2 separate regions of the Homo sapiens genome follow, and region 1 is linked to region 2. A link is a contact called in ENCODE Hi-C or POLR2A ChIA-PET data. All regions are on one chromosome and are shown on one strand. The core of a region is the stretch at or near the end of the contact, and the rest is flanking DNA. Distances in the headings are between cores, read along the strand shown.

Region 1 (4,853 bases), core at 1,977-4,476, 200 kb after region 2:
GTAATCCCAGCACTTTGGGAGGCCGAGGCGGGTGGATCACGAGGTCAGGAGATCGAGACCATCCTGGCTAACATGGTGAAACCCCCGTCTCTACCAAAAATACAAAAAATTTAGCCAGGCATGGTGGCGAGCACCTGTAGTCCCAGCTACTTGGGAGGCTGAGGGAGGAGAATGGTGTGAACCTGGGAGACAGAGGTTGCAGTGAGCCGAGACGGCGCCATTGCACTCCAGCCTGGGTGACAGCGAGACTCCGTCTCAAACAACAACAACAACAAAAACATAAAGCTAACTGTTTTTGCTTAAATATTTTCAGAGGCTTCCCAGGGCCTCCTAAACTCCTGGTTAACTTCCAACCTCACCCTCTAGCAGACCTGGCTCCAGCCACACTGACATCTGACAGTTCTCAGAGGCACTGCATTCTCTGGCCTTCGCATGTGCCACCCCTTCTGCCTGGGATGAGAGACTTGGCAGACTGTTTTCTGCCTGGTGAACCACATACACTTCAAAATATACGGATATTCCTTACGGGTCACTTTCAGCATGAAGTCATCTATAACCTGCCATCCCAGGAAGGATTAAACGCACCATCTTCAGAGGTGTTGAACAGCAAAAAAGCAGAAACTGTAATAGAACTGCCTTCTGTATCATTTTTGAGTTTTAAACCCTTCAATAACTGCAGGTTCCAAGAGTTTCTACTATACCCAGCATACTGTCCCTCTGCCCGTCAAACGAATTTATTTGTTGTGTCCTGTTCACAAATATCCCCAAGCCTAAGTCATCACACACATCAAGCTCTTCACCTGGATGTCTTTCTGCCCTGAGCCAAATTAGGAGAAATGGCTGGCAATACTCCACAGTTTGCAAAGTGCTCTCAAACACATCATCTCATTTGGCCTTCACAGTCACCAGGTGAGTCAGCTGCATGGGCATTATCATTCTTACTTCCAGCTGAGCCACCTGAAGGGAACGGGGCTAAATGGCTTGATCAAAGTGGCCCAAGTAGACGGAGGGCCAGGATCAGAATAGAGATCTTCTGGCTGTCATTCCAGGGCTTGTCTAATGCACCAACTTGCAAATCAGAGGTGGCACCACGGGTCGGTGTCCTCCAAGAGGACTCTCCATGTGGACCAGTTGCCTTGCAGGGTGATCCTATTCTATTAGGGTATGATGGGCATCAGGAAATCATGGAGAAGGAATTAGAACCTTGTGTTTTAGTCCTGGCTTTGCCCCCTGCCTTGCTTGGATAGGACTCAGCTAAGGCACTCACTGTCTTTGAATTTGTTTTCTCATCTGGAAAGTGGGAGTAACTTCTTTTTTTTAATCATGCCCATCTTGCTGTGAGATCAAATGAGGCCATGGATGTGAAGGTTCTTCGACATGACTATAAAACATCACTAAGTCCTAAGTAGGTATCCTATTCTGGGGCGTGATTTGACTTCTCCTGGGAAGTATGTGAACTGATGAACCACAGGAAAGTGGGGTGCATCATTTTCTGTTGTGTTAGGGCCTCTGTTTCCTTCTCCTTTAGGCTTTTGCTGGGACTGAGCTCTGGGTTTTCTGCGCTGAAGCTGCAGAAGCAGCCCCCAGACCCTGCCCCTGTACCACAGCCACCTTGGATGGCAGTTCACATCACACTCCCCGGGAAGGGCTGGATGCAAGGCAGAAGCAGGCGAAAAGAGGGGCATTCTGCTCACATTTCTTTCCCTGCAGTACATTTTTGTCTTAACCCCTGCATTCCTAGACATCTGTACCCTTTTAATTTCTTGGTGAAAGCCTCCTCGTTGTATACTGCATTTATGTTTCTGCATAACATTTCCTTAAAGGAAAATGATGCAAACCACATCTCACAAAGCCTGAGAGAGGGCTGCAGAGCTTGACAAGGAGAGCCATCGATCTGAGCCCTTTATGATGTGGATGCTAAGCTATGCCAGCCTCTGAATGCTGGTGTCAGACCCAGGCATGACTCACAACACACACAGCTGGGCTAAGATCATAGAGAAATAGTGGAGAGTGTTTGGGGTGATCTGTCTCACACTCACTTTGGTGAACACATTTATGATCTTTCATGTCTGCAATACTTACTCTGAAAAAAAAATTTGTTTACCTGTCAGGTTTGAGATCGAATGATCTGTAGTTTGAACCCAAAGTATTGAAAAAAAAAATTTTTTTTTACAAGGTTTTGTTTACAAAGCCAAGAAAAGATAAAACATTTTAAGTTGGTACTGCCCTCGAAAATTATGGTGGATGTACACTTGGACTTTCTAAAACAAGATCTGAATAAAATAAGACACTTAACATGAAAAACTCTATTTAACACAATTTAATCTTTCTTTGATTCCTGAGTGGGTAATTCGGCATTTTACAGAACTTTGGGGTCACCATTATAAATATCAGCTGTCACTGTACTGGTAAAATATAAAATGTACCAGTTAATAATAGCTTTGCAATTCACAGAAAATCAGATAATGGAGGTTTTACCGTAACTGGAATTATGATGTTAAAAGAATCAATGCACTTTTCCAAAAGAGCCTAAATCATTTCTAGGAAATAATTCATGCCTTGTAAGAATTTACAAGGAAGTGCTTGATACTCCCTGGAAAAAATCAGTAGTTCTTCATTATTAAGTTTTCATTTTGCATGTGTACTTCATTGTATTATTATTGTGGTTAATCCTATGTCCACGGCCCTGGCCTCGAACCACACAGGCTCTTCTTAAATAAAGTGGAAGATTTCTTTGGCCTGTCCTAAATCCAAGGAACAATATGCAACTCTGCAAGTGCATATCACAAGAAGTCTTTTCAAGGTCGTGCTCTTGGTGACCCTTTGTTTAAAGGAATTTGGGCTGGATTTATAGTTGTCAGTTCTGAAGAATCAGGAAAGGGCAGGCCGTGAAGGGGTGGGGGAGGAAAAGAGAAGGAAAGAGGGAGGGAGGGAGGGAGGCAGAGGCTCATACCACACAGTACTGAGCCACCAAGGACAGAGTTTCTACACTGTTTCATTAGAACATGAAATCTACTCTGTTGTCTATGCGTCTGCTGTGAGCTGAAAAGAAGTCAGTTTACTTCCTCAGCATCTGGGGTCCCATAATTCTGAGTCGTGGCCACATTACCTCTGCTACTGAAAAGGCAAGAGCTGGGTTGCTCAGACAGCCCCGCAGTTCACACTGCCTGTGCTGCAGGCAGGAAGGTTTCCACCCAAAGGCCGGCAGAGGGAGGGTGTGCCCCTGGCGGGTGGGCTGGGGCTGGGGTGAGGAGGGGCAGGGAAGAAAGGGAAGGAGACTTCCTTTTTAATGCTGGTTCTCTTCTCAGTCCAATCCAAGTCTCTCCATGGAAGGATGGAAAATTCTGATTTCCTGTATCTCTTTGAAAACAATGAAATCCACTCTCCCCGGAGGGCAGGTTTGCTGAAGCTGTTGGCTCCGGCTGGCATGCACAGCCTTGGCTAAGTAGCCACACAGCACAGCATAGACATCCCGGCGAACTGAAGGCTCACAACCAGGAGCCTACCCCATGCACTCCCTCCCCAGCACCGGGTCACCGCAGCCAGGGTTCCTGGGGCCTCCGGAATGTCAGGGAGCCCCTCACTGCCTCTTGGGTGGCAGGAAATCACTAAGCTATGAGGATAAAGACCAGCCGGGGTCTCCATGCAGCTTTAGGGCTGATTTCTATTTCCCCTTGTGGTGGTGAAGCAGATTTCAAACTGCACTCAATACAGTCCCCAGCACAGGAGAAATGAAACCCTTTAAATCTTAGGCCTTCACGCAGGAGCCTCCCCTGCAGCTTTCAAACTCACAGAAGCCTTTTGTTACAGTCCTAGGAATGTGTACTTAGCAGAGAAAGCGTGGCTTTGTGGTGGCTGTGAAAGAATACTGAGGGCGGTGGCGGGGGAAGAAGAGACCCGCCTCTGGTAAGATCCTCTCCCGAAGTCTGATGGCAGCCAGTCTCAGAAAACAAGAAAATCCACCCAAGGACAAGGTACTCAACCACCCCCAGGGCTCTCCCAAAAGTGTCGGAGTGAGAGGAAGGAAAGCACTAAATATATTTGAGTATGTGAGTGAGCACAGGGGGAGGAGTGAGCTAAAGGGGTTTTACTGCATTGGTTGCTATAATTTGTGGGGGGTTCCTAAGAATTATTCCCATATCCTTCCCCAAGGGAACCTGTGAGGAAACTGGCAGCTGCTTATTGTGATCTAGTGTAACAGCACATAGTACAGCCAAAATACTGCAAGGAATTAGAGGCGGAAGGGGCCTCAGGACTGATCTTCACCAGTTTTCTGGTAAGATTTGTGCAAAACTCCAGTGAAGAGTGTGCACGCGGTCAATTTCTCCAAAATGGGAGAATATCTACAATAATGAGCAGAAACATAATAAAAAGCATTCTGAACAAGTGCAAGAAGACTCCTAATAAATATCTTATTACATGTAGCATATTTTACAGTGTTCTATAAATTTTAGGTAGACTAAAACCAAGGCTTAAAATGAGTTAGCATTGGGACATTTTTACTGCCACATGTGTCTGATTGCAAAGCGATGCTTTTAGACAGGGTTAGCCTTCTGCAAAATTCTTAAGTAGGTGATTCCATCTCAGCTTTCCAGTTCTCTGCCCTTTTCCCTTCTAGGTGTCATAAAATAGCAGGACCAGCACAGGTTTTGGACCAGGCAGCTCTGGTTTAAATCCCAGCTCTGTTCCTGACTGGCCTAGGACCTGGTCAGGTCATCTAGTCTCCTGTCTTCATTTCCTCATCTGTAGAAACTGGATCCCAACTCACAGGGATTGTTGTGAAAATTTTACGTGTGAAAAGTGCTGGACCTTAGCAGGCACTCAGAAATGTTATTTTGCTTCGTTCCAACCAA
Region 2 (4,615 bases), core at 347-2,846:
TTTGTGTCCTGGGCACCAGGGGGGCTGATGGTGTTGGTACTCAAGGGCGCGAGGAAGGAAAAAGAAGTTTCAGTTTCAGAGGCCTACAAGAGATTTAGTGGAATGTACGTTTTCCCATGCTCTTTTCCCTTCTGATTCTGACTTTGATTTCAGATCTCCTCTAGTAACTATTGAATTGAGAGAGGATGACTTCTAGGTATGCGCCAGGTGCAGTGGGAGATCTGTGATGCGCTCCGTCCTATCTCCCCAGGGAACTCTTATACCATGCAATGCCGTCTGCAGTTCTCAGTACCCTGGCTAGATCTGTTCTCAAGTTTGGCCAGTTTCTTTTTTTTTTTAATTTTATTAAAAAAATTATCTTATGTTTATTAAATTTTTTAAAAATTATTTTCTGGTTTTTAAATCATATTTATTATTTTTTATTTCTTGGCCACCGTTCTGACATAGAACGTGCAAGTGCCTATGCAAACCATTGTATCTGTTGCGGGGGTGACCAATTCATTTCGGTTTGCCTGGGACTTTCCCAGTTTTAGAAACAAAAGTCCTCCCTCCCCCGCCCCGGCCGCCCCATGAATCCCTTCGGTCCCAGGTAAAGCAGGACTGTCAGTGATCCCAGAGGTAGGTGAGGAGCTAGGGGCACTTGGTGTGCACAGCACATCCCAACTGGCACTGGGAAGGAAATGGAATTGCTAGAACAAAGTGCAGCTCCTAAGTCTTATATGTCCAGACTGAGGGGAGTGCCTGGGAGGCCGCAGGGAGGAGCCCAGGGCAGCTGTATGTGGGGAGTTGACCTCAGGTCAGAAGCGCATGGCTGGGCTTGGAGTACAGCTGTGGGCAGGCTGCAGTCGGTCCAGTCACCTCTCCTTGGGGGCTAAGCCAGGCCTTCCCTTTTCTGAGCTCTTGATTAATTTAATGGAGCAACTGAAAGAAGAAGAGGACACAACAAAGGATTGAGCTGGGCTCTCCACCTCTCAGGAGTTTCCTGGGAGCATGTTTTCCCCCAGGAAGCCTTCTTGTCACTGGAGGACATTGATTGTTGCAGGAAGCTGAGGGAATCGAATAGTCAGGGCAACTGTCCTCTGCAAAAACCCTGGGTCAATAAAACCAAAATGACTGCAAGATATCCTGAGAGAGGTGGGCAAAGAAGGCACGTGGATGATTTTTCCTCCTGCTTTTCCCAGCGTTTCTACACACACACACACACACACACACACACACACACACACACACACACGCGCACTTGGGGACAGGTATAGGATGGTTACATTTTGTCTCTCTTCACTTCCTATATGAAGCATAAGAAAGCATTTGGTAAATCTAGTCCTAAGTGTGTTGCCCAAGTCAAATCCAGCGACCCCCTCGCAGCCCCCTCCCCAGAGGTTACATAGTTCCCACAGGGTGCAAGAAAGGGTTATTGAAAACAGCAGGTTTATTTATTTTTTTTCCATAACTTCAGCACTTCTGGTAAATCTCTGATCCAGCATCTAGTGGTTAACCACTGATACAGGAAATGACATTTAACGTTTTTATCACTCAGCCAGAAATGGAAGAACAAGGCGAGTGTGTGTTTAGGGAAGATGGATGGCTGCCCACCACCTTCGTCTTAAAGGCACCCGGCTCTTTTTCTGATTGCAGGGGCTGATAGGCAGCTCACTTCCCCTCTGCCTGCTCGCTCCACTGACGACAATGAGTGGGAATGTCAGGAGAGCAGGAACCCAGGCGTTGTCAGCTATTGATGGGGGTGAAATGGGCAGCATTTGGTTCCCCTTTTTCAGGAGCCGTTGCATGGGGGGACAGGCAGGCCGGAAATGAGTTCGGATGCTCGTGTTCAGGCACATGGAACCACAGCATCAGCCTAGGGTGTCTGAACCCGGGAGGCCACGTGGCCGGGATGAGACTGTGAACAGAGCCCCACTGCCCATTGCTAAGCTGAGGACACTCAGCAGAGACCTCATTAACCCTCCAAGACAACCAGCCAAGCAAGAGTGTTGAGCACCGCAAACCACAGCGAGAGAAATTACAGCTGCTTTCACTTGCAGTTTTCCTTAGTCACCCGGTTGTTCCCCATTTCTTGCCTTTTGGGGATGAGGGGCTTTCAGTGCAGTTACTAAGTGGATTTCTTGTAACAACGGCAACAGTTATAGATAGTCACTCACTTTGTTAAGTGGTAAGTAGTTTAGATTCATGATGTTAACCTGCTCTAGGTCTAGAGCTGGTAAGTGGTATGGCCAGCCAGGATTTGAACCGAGGTCCATCTATGGCCAAAGCCAACCCTGCCCTCCAGACATCTGATAGCAAGTGCCGCCCTAGGCCCCACTGCCCTGCCCAGCCTTTTGCTGATTAAACAATCTCTTGGCTGGGTGCGGTAGCTCACACCTGTAATCCCAGCACTCTGAAAGGCCAAGGCGGGCAGATCACTTGAGGTCAGGAGTTCAAGACTAGCCTGGCCAACATGGTGAAATCCTGTCTCTACTAAAAATACAAAAAATTAGCCAGGCATGGTGGTGTGTGCCTGTAATCCTAGCTATTTGGGAGGCTGAGGTGGGAGGAGTCCTTGAACCTGGGAGGCAGAGGTTGTAGTGAGCTGAGATGACACCACTGCACTCCAGCCTGGGTGACAGAGCAAGACTCTGTCTCAAAAAACAAACAAAACAAAACAAAACCCTTGAGGTGGGTCTGGGCATCAGAGTTTTATGTTTCTTCAAATAGTTCTAGTGGGCAGCCAGCAATGAGCACCGCTGAGCCATGCTGTGATTTCTTGAGCTCAGAGAGCCAGCCGGGTTGGCCTTTGTTGCCAGTGCCCAGGGAACAACCCTTAATGTTTGTTACACAAATGAGTCTCTGATCGCTCTACTTTGGTCTGCAGGGCAAAACCTCTACAGAGAGGGAATAGAGGAAGAGATGAGTCACACCCATTGAGAGCCTGAGGGTTCTCAGCAGATTCTAGCTGTGAGTGCCCCTGGTGAAGTGGGGTAGGTAAGATCAGGCCAGGCATTGTTGGCAGAGACATTCTCATATCCGAGAATGAGAGCCCCACATTCTCGGATAACATTTCCCTTCTCTTAGTAGGAAGTAACGTGATCCCATTTTTATGAAAAGGATCACTCAGGTGCGAAATTGTCCTCCTCCTCCCACTCTCTGCATCCTGCCTGCAGATTCTTCACCCTGCAGATGTGCCTCTGTCAGCACTAGGAGGCAGGGTGGTTCGGGGCGAGCCCTGCCTGCTCTAGGAGGCAGGAGAGTTAGGGTGGGCGCAGAGGCCACCCAGGACGAGGCCAATTGCTCCTGGGGAGTCACGTATTGATTTCTGCTCTGCCTTGCTCTAGAGATTTGAGGCGAGGGCCACTCACAGTCTCTTGGAGCCTCAGTTTATTCATTCATGTACTTGTTCTGAAGAGGTGATAAAATTTAAAGTGTTTTGAAAAGAAAATTTATCCTTGCCTCCATGAAGAGGAGTAGATTGCTGTTTGACTTCCAAGCCTTTCCAACAGCGCAGAGTTGCATGTGGGTGGGGCTGGGCCCACAGCTCAGCTTTGGGGTTTTGTACCAGAGGGAGCTGGAGTCAGGGGGGAGGTGTGGGTCCTCCCTAGTGCAAGTTTCTTCTTCAAGACCCATCTCTTCCTCTCCATGCCCTCTCTGTAGAGTTTTTGCCCTGCAGACCAAAGTGGAATGATCAGAGACTCATTTGTGTAACAGACACTGAGGATTGTTCCCTGTGCACTGGCAACAAAGACCGTCTGGCTCAGTGGCGCCCACCGCTGGCTGCCCACTAGAATTATTTGGGGGAAACTTAAAAAACTCTGATGCCCAGATCCACCTCAAGAGATTTTTGTTTAATAGGCATTAGCATTTTTTTTAAAAAACAATGACTCTAATTTATTTTACAGGGAGTAGAGAACCACAGATCTAGATGGAGAGACAGATAAGTGGGAAAAAAAAAACCCACTATGATGCAGAGGATGATATGCTCTGGTTTTGGCAAATGCAAGTGGCTACGGCAGCACAAAGTTAGGGCCGCTCACCCAGCCCCGAAAGAGCTGTGAAGTAGGAAACATCACAGCCGAAGTCTCAAGAACAGGAATTAACCCAGGGAATCTGGCCTGATGGGGCCAAGGGTAAGGGGCGTGAGGTTAAGATGATTTCCAGAGAAAGCAAGATGAATTTTCTGAGTCCAGGAGTGAAAGGGAGACAGGCACTTGTATGGGACTGGAAGTAGTTTGGTATGGCGGGACAAAGCTGGCAGGGAAGCCTGGTGAGAGCCGGAGAGGAGACCAGAGGCCAGCTCATGCGGATATCGAAGCAACGTTAGGAAGTTCGGGCCTTATTCTAATGGTGGAAGGGAGCTGATGAAGAGGTATAAGCAGAGGAAGGACTGCCATCAGTTTTTCAGTGACAGGAAGGAAGACAGACGGGAGGAAGTTAGAACACGCTTCAGTGGTGGGTTCCAGAACTATGTTAGTGGTTATGGGGATAGCAAGAGGTGAGTGGATTTGGGAGATATAAGGACCTAGAGCCTATTAGACTTGGGGAGTAAAGTGGGAGAAAAGTCAAGGAGAATTTCCAGGTTTTTGTCCTGGGCAGCAGGATGGAGGATGATGCTCCTTCTCTGAGGCTC

Evidence for each region. A loop is a pair of places that touch in the nucleus more often than their neighbours do. ChIA-PET counts read pairs that join two places held with the same protein, here RNA polymerase II (POLR2A). Pooled maps may share reads with other maps.
Region 1: a loop to region 2 is called in a map of heart right ventricle, with 2.3 times the contacts of the local background. The contact joins two enhancer-like sites. A Hi-C loop is called at or near these places in 4 of 168 maps with a recorded cell type or tissue (CD4-positive, alpha-beta memory T cell, heart right ventricle and naive thymus-derived CD4-positive, alpha-beta T cell), 1 of 37 single-sample maps with no recorded cell type and 8 of 50 pooled maps. POLR2A ChIA-PET finds 5 or more read pairs at or near these places in 8 of 52 experiments (CD8-positive, alpha-beta memory T cell, T-cell, activated B cell and 4 more).

What each region holds. Positions count from the first base shown.
Region 1 is chr12:11,811,669-11,816,521 of GRCh38, reverse strand. The region is part of intron 2 of ETV6 (ETS variant transcription factor 6); the gene reads right to left. Among named protein-coding and RNA genes, the nearest start is that of ETV6, 160 kb to the right of the region's middle. RefSeq lists silencers at 1,833-2,127, 3,353-3,647 and an enhancer at 3,514-4,176. Within about 2 kb of position 3,226, at least 29 of the 41 ENCODE cell types and tissues checked have a DNase peak (open chromatin) inside an H3K27ac peak, as active enhancers do; they include heart right ventricle, where a contact is called at or near this core.
Region 2 is chr12:12,007,697-12,012,311 of GRCh38, reverse strand. No RefSeq gene overlaps it. Among named protein-coding and RNA genes, the nearest start is that of BCL2L14, 61 kb to the left of the region's middle. RefSeq lists enhancers at 685-834, 1,995-2,044, 1,198-2,078, 2,065-2,184, 2,079-2,959 and 3 more. Within about 2 kb of position 1,596, at least 21 of the 41 ENCODE cell types and tissues checked have a DNase peak (open chromatin) inside an H3K27ac peak, as active enhancers do; they include heart right ventricle, where a contact is called at or near this core.